Regions from separate parts of the Homo sapiens genome. Here region 1 is linked to region 2. The links are chromatin loops, found by intact Hi-C in ENCODE. Cell type or tissue: IMR-90. All regions are shown on one strand. Links, peaks and the distances in the headings refer to the core of each region. The heading gives the core; the rest is flanking DNA. Region 1 has its middle 54 kb from the start of RIMS3. Region 2 holds the start of KCNQ4 (potassium voltage-gated channel subfamily Q member 4).

Region 1 (2,907 bases), core at 270-2,769, 170 kb before region 2:
CAAGCTATGATCAAAAGACCCCTGCCCTGGAATTTATAAGGTAATGGGGTTTGGGAGGTGATGGTGGTCTAGATCCTACACAACTGTAGACATCTGATTTTCAGATGATATATGTTGTAGGTGATTAGTGACTGGGCTGGTGGCACGGATCGTAAGAAGAATTTACCAAGATAGTTGTAGGTAAAAAAGGCAGATTTATTAGAGAAAGTATGAAAATATGTTGCAAGGGTACAATGGGCAGGCCAGCCAGAAAGGAGCTGACTGCAAAGAGACAAAGGCTTACTGGGGATTTTATAGGATGGTGCTGTGTGCTGAAGAGGGCTTTGTACAGTATTGATAATGCCCTGGTTACAGAGAGCTCACGTGCAGGTGTCTGGTGATAAGTTGGGCGCAGGAAGATTGTGAGTTATTTGCGCTGGGCCATGAAGAAAGGCAGATGTATAGCTTATCTGCTTTTTCTTTTAACCTTCCCTCTGTCCTGCCAGCCTGATTCATTTTCCCTAATTAGGAATCCACAATATATTTTTAAATTTTTTTGTAGAGATAGGATCTCACTGTGTCACCCAGGTTCATCTTGAACTCCTATCCTCAAGCAATCCTCCTGCCTCAGCCTCCCAAATTGCTGGGATTACAGATGTGAGCCACCATGCCCAGTCTCAGATGATATTTTAAAAACAGACATAACTGAGGTATAATTTACATGAAATAGAATGCACCCATTTAAAGGGTACAGTTTGATGTATTCTGATAAATGTATACACCTATGGAGCCACCATTCAGATACAGAACATTTTCATCATCCCCCCAAACTCCTTTGTGATCCTTTGTAGTCAATATCTCCACCCACCCCAAATCCTCAGGCAACACTAACTGACATTTTGTCCCTATAGGTTAGTCTTGTGTGTTCTAGAATGTCATTTAACAGTATTTACCTTTTGTGCTTGATATCTTTCATTCAGTATTGTTTTTGCAATACATTTATTTTGTTGCCTGCAGTGCAGAGGATTGGTTCTCGGAAGCCACAGATAACAAAATGCTTGGATGCTCAAGTCCTTTAAGTAAAATGTCATAGTATTACATGTAACCTACACACATCCTCCTGTATACTTTAAATCATCACTTGATTATTTATAATACCTAATATAATGTAAATTCTATGTAAATAGTTGTTATACTGTATTGTTTTTATTTGTATTATTTTTGTCTTGTTTTGTTTTGTTTTGTTTTTGAGACTGAGTCTCCTCTGTCACCCAGGCTGGAGTGCAGTGGTGCAATCTCGGCTCACTGCAACCTTTGCCTCCCAGGTTCAAGAGATTCTCCTGCCTCAGTCTCCCGATTCCAGGGTGGACCACCATGCCCAGCTAATTTTTGTATTTTTAGTAGAGACAGGGTTTTGCCATATTGGCCAGGCTGGTCTCGAACTCCTGACCTCAAGTGATCTGCCCACCTCGGCCTCCCAAAGTGCTGGGATTACAGGCATGAGCCAACCCACCTAGACTTATTTGTATTATATTTATTGTATGTTTATTTTTTAAAACATTTTTTATCTGTGGTTGATTGAATCTGCGGATGCAGAACCTGTGGGTATGGAGGACTAACTGTATTATCAGAATTCGTTCCCCTTAGTGCTGAGTATTATCGCATTATTGTAATACACCACAGATTGTTTTTTCACTGCACCTATTGCTAGATGTGACAGTTTCAATGTGTGGCCTTTCAACTCCAAATCTACCCTTCATTGCCTGTTCTGCATAGTGGCATAGCCCCATTAACCATGTCTCCTTTGCAGTGAGAACAGTGTTGGGTTTTGTCAGTAGATGGCGCTGGTAGGACACTGCTGGAGGGAGAAACTTCTGGAGCCAGTGTGCTTCACTGAGAAAGAGAAGTTTTGCTTCTCTTTCTCCACTAGTGCGCTGCTGCGAGGGGCAAATGCATGGGGACATCCATTAGGGTTCTGCCCTGGCTGTGCGTCCCCAGCACGTTCATGCCTCTGAGCTCACAGCCCCAGCCGTAGCCCTGTGCCCACCTCCCACAGCCCTCCCCACATGGACTCTACCCATCTCAGGCTTTGTACGGAGGTGAGCGGCCCTGGCCCTCTGACTCCCTGTGTGCCAGCTGCCAGCATGGCCCGCCAGCTCCCTGCAGGGTTTCCATGCCTCCCAGGCCTTCGATGACTCTGCCTGCGAGTAGGTTCCTGATTCTGACTCTCCCTGTGCATACGCCTGCCAGCCTTGCCTGCCTGTACCTGGGGGTGTTGCCTTGCTTACCTGAGACTCTAGACCAGGTTTGGGCTGGGAAACCCAGCACACTTCTTCACATCACATTCATTACACGTTTTCCAACAAGGTTCGAATCCCAGCTTTAAGGAGAGGGCCTTCTTCCAATGTGTTCCTTTCTTGGGCACTCTCCTTCAGCCTTAGGATAGTCTTTAGAGTTCCGTTTACACCTTCAGAATTACTCCTCTGCTAGAATTAATCTTTTTTTAAAAAAATAAATTTTAATATATATGTAAGGTACACAACATGATGTTATATAAGATGCATATATATAGTAACATGGTTACTATAGTGGAACAAATTAACATATCCATCATCTCACATAGTTACTCATTTTCTCCCCTGTGGCAAGAACAGCTATAATCTACTCATTTAGCAAAAATCCTGAATAAAATACACTATTATTAACTAGAGTCCTTATGTTGTACCTTAGGTCTTTCCATTTGTTCATCCTACATATCTGCTGCTTTGTATCCTTCGACCTACATTCCCCATTTCCTTCCCCACCACACCGACCCTGGTAACCACCGTTTTATTCTCTATCTCTGTATATTTGACTTTTTTTTAGATCCCACATATAAGTAAGATCATATATTTTTCTTTCCGTGTCTGGCTTATTTAGCATAATGTC
Region 2 (2,907 bases), core at 260-2,759:
CAATTGAGGGAGCCTGAGACAGCTGTTTGCTCAGAAAAGTGTCTTAGTCACTAAAGGTTGTGGTGGGGAAAGTCCGTCCTCCCAGTCATGTCCTGGGAATCCGGATGGCGCAGGAAGGCCACCCGGTGACCCTAAGAGTGGCCACCTGTCCTCTCTGAACTGGACTTTCTCTTCTGGCCCTTCCACTCTTCCATGTGTACACATATGCCAAGTAAATTTGCTGTGGCCTCCTGGAACCATCTCCCCCATCCCTCTCACCCCTTAGGAAGAGTTCTGTGTCCCTCCATTACCCATACGCCCGCAGGAGAAACAGGCTTCTATGCCCTATGAAAGTCCTTCCTGAGATCTAACTTCCATCCCTCTAGCTGCAACCACAGTCTCTTTCCTCTTTCTGCTGCCTTTGAGCAGGTAATCTGGAGCTGGAGTTGGGAATGATGAGACACTCCCTGCAGTGAGGGCTCCTCACAAGGTGGGGAAGGGACCTTTGTAGTCCCCCAGCTGGGAAGAGAGCCATGGGATCCAGAGGTGATGCTGAGCTTGAAGATTAGATTTCCCAGAACAGACCCAGTTTCAGATATTCTGGGTGTTAAGGGCAACCTGAATTCAAATTCCATTTCTGCTACAGAACAAGAGCCTCAAAAAGACCCCCTAGAAACACCCCCAGGGCGCTTGCAACTGCTTTCCTGTGCACCTTTCATGTCCTAGACCTTAGTCCCATTTCCCAGGATCTATGATTGAGAAGAACCAGCCAGGCAGTTCCACAGAGGGAGGACAGTGCTGCATATTTTGGGGGTGCCATCTTCAGCTCATAGAGAGAAGATGGGTTAACTCAGCCCAGGCACCACATCCCTAGTGGGGCCTTGGGGTCCAGAAACTGTCCCCAGCTTCCAGTAGAGGATCCGGGCATAACCTGCCCTGGGGCACCCGGCTCTGGCCCTGGGCACACCTGGACCAGGAGCAGCAGAAGAGATTCAGGTCAGACCCCAGAGGGCACCCCCAGCTAGGCAGAGGGGAAAGGATCACTATGGGGTAGGGGTGTGGGCCGGTTGCCAAGCCCAGTTTAGGGACCCCACAGATCCCTGCAGCCCACGGCCCTGCCTCCCTCCCTCCCTCACTGGCGCTCAGCAGATCAATGCTGCCTTTGCTGACAGCTGAGAATCGAGCTCGCCTTCCCGCCCCTTCCCCCGCCCCTCCCGCTCGGCTTCGTCCCTCGAGATCCTCCCGGAGGAACCGGGAAGAGTTTGCTGCGGAAGGCTCACCCTGGGGCAGGGCCTGCGGAGGGAGCGGCTGGTGTGGCCGCAGCTTTCCGTGGAGGAAGAGGGAAAGAGGATCGGGAAACCCAAGTTACCAACCCTGTGCAGGGCCCAGGAGGGCTAAAGGAGAGGGACTGCCCCCTACAGCCAGAGAGATGGAGGTCGGGGACTAAGAAAAACTTTCCAGCTGGAGAGGGAATGCCCTGGGACAAAGTATCCCCTTTTCTGGCTGGGATTCTGTGGGCCTTGGGTAGGGGGTGTGTGTCCCCTCTAAGGCTGGCTTAGAGCTCATCTCCCAACACTCCATCTGCCCAAACCCAGTTCCCTGACCTGGGAGTGGGGCAGGGGAGCAGGCCCCTCCATCGGGGAGGATCCTCTTCTGGGCAGGGTGGCTCTTCCCCCATCACGATGAAGGGAAGCTCAGAGGTGGCAGTTGGTGGGAGAAAGACACACCCAGGCCCACTGTGTTCCACACACCCTGATGCTGCCTAGCAGCCCGTGGGCTCCAGGCCTTTCAGGTAAGAGCAGGACAACCGCCGCTGCCCACCCAGCCACACACAGCACTGGGCACACTTTAAGCACCCGCACCAGGCACACAGTGCTCGACCCCAACGGACACACCTCATCCCCTTCGGACTCCACCTCCACTTTCGCAGCCACCCACACCCGACCCATAACTCACACCTCACTGACTCCATCCCCGCACCTGGTAGACCCACAGCCACCCACCCTGCACACACAAGTAGACGCCGTTCCACCGGTCTACACCTAAACTCCACGGGACACTGCGTCCCTTCCCCTGCCGCCCGCGGCCACAACTCCACATTCCACTTTCCACAAGCACACACGAGGCGTCCCACCCCGGGCTGGCCTTCGGGGCCACACTGCCCCACGCAGCGGTGGACACCACTTGCACGCGTCCGGCTTCCCGGCCCCGCGCGCTGCCCCCGCCACGCGGTTCGGCCCAGGCACCAACTCGGCCGCCCGTGCGCCCTGCCCCGCCGCCTGCTCCGCGCGTTCCCTCCCTCCGCCTCGCCTCGCTTGCTCGCTCGCTCCCTCCCGATTTGGGAAGGCGGCCGCGGGGCGGGCGGGGGAGGGGCGGGGCGGGGGAGGGTGACATGTGAGCGGCGCGCGCCGGTGGCAGGTGGAAAGGCGAGCGGCATGGAGCGCGTAATAAGAGAGTTGGAGTCGGAAAGAGCAGCCCCAGTCGCCGGGGAAGCGGGAGGTCAGTGCGGGCTCCGGCGGCCCCCAGGCTCCGAGCGCCCGCCCGCGGCCCCGGCCCGGCCCCTAGCCCCCGCCGCCCGCGCCCGCCCCGGGTCGCCCCTCTGGCCCCGGGTCCGAGCCATGCGTCTCTGAGCGCCCCGAGCGCGCCCCCGCCCCGGACCGTGCCCGGGCCCCGGCGCCCCCAGCCCGGCGCCGCCCATGGCCGAGGCCCCCCCGCGCCGCCTCGGCCTGGGTCCCCCGCCCGGGGACGCCCCCCGCGCGGAGCTAGTGGCGCTCACGGCCGTGCAGAGCGAACAGGGCGAGGCGGGCGGGGGCGGCTCCCCGCGCCGCCTCGGCCTCCTGGGCAGCCCCCTGCCGCCGGGCGCGCCCCTCCCTGGGCCGGGCTCCGGCTCGGGCTCCGCCTGCGGCCAGCGCTCCTCGGCCGCGCACA

The links. Peaks named below come from ENCODE experiments on the same cell type or tissue, not always from the same donor. Only the 100,000 strongest peaks of a DNase experiment are listed, where the experiment ranks them.
Region 1: a loop joins it to region 2, with 2.1 times the contacts of the local background. A loop is called at or near these places in 30 of 110 quality-filtered maps.

What each region holds. Positions count from the first base shown.
Region 1 is chr1:40,610,640-40,613,546 of GRCh38, forward strand. No RefSeq gene overlaps it. Among named protein-coding and RNA genes, the nearest start is that of RIMS3, 54 kb to the right of the region's middle. RefSeq lists a silencer at 1,697-1,756. In IMR-90, for the core only: a CTCF peak has its summit at 1,817 (motif pointing right); no DNase peak of the experiment used is centred there; H3K27me3 peaks cover 185 bases.
Region 2 is chr1:40,781,419-40,784,325 of GRCh38, forward strand. KCNQ4 (potassium voltage-gated channel subfamily Q member 4) reads left to right here and starts at 2,369. Exons shown (of 14, transcript NM_004700.4): 1 at 2,369-2,907. The coding sequence starts at 2,676. In IMR-90, for the core only: a CTCF peak has its summit at 1,394 (motif pointing left); no DNase peak of the experiment used is centred there; H3K4me3 peaks cover 267 bases; H3K27me3 peaks cover 1,459 bases.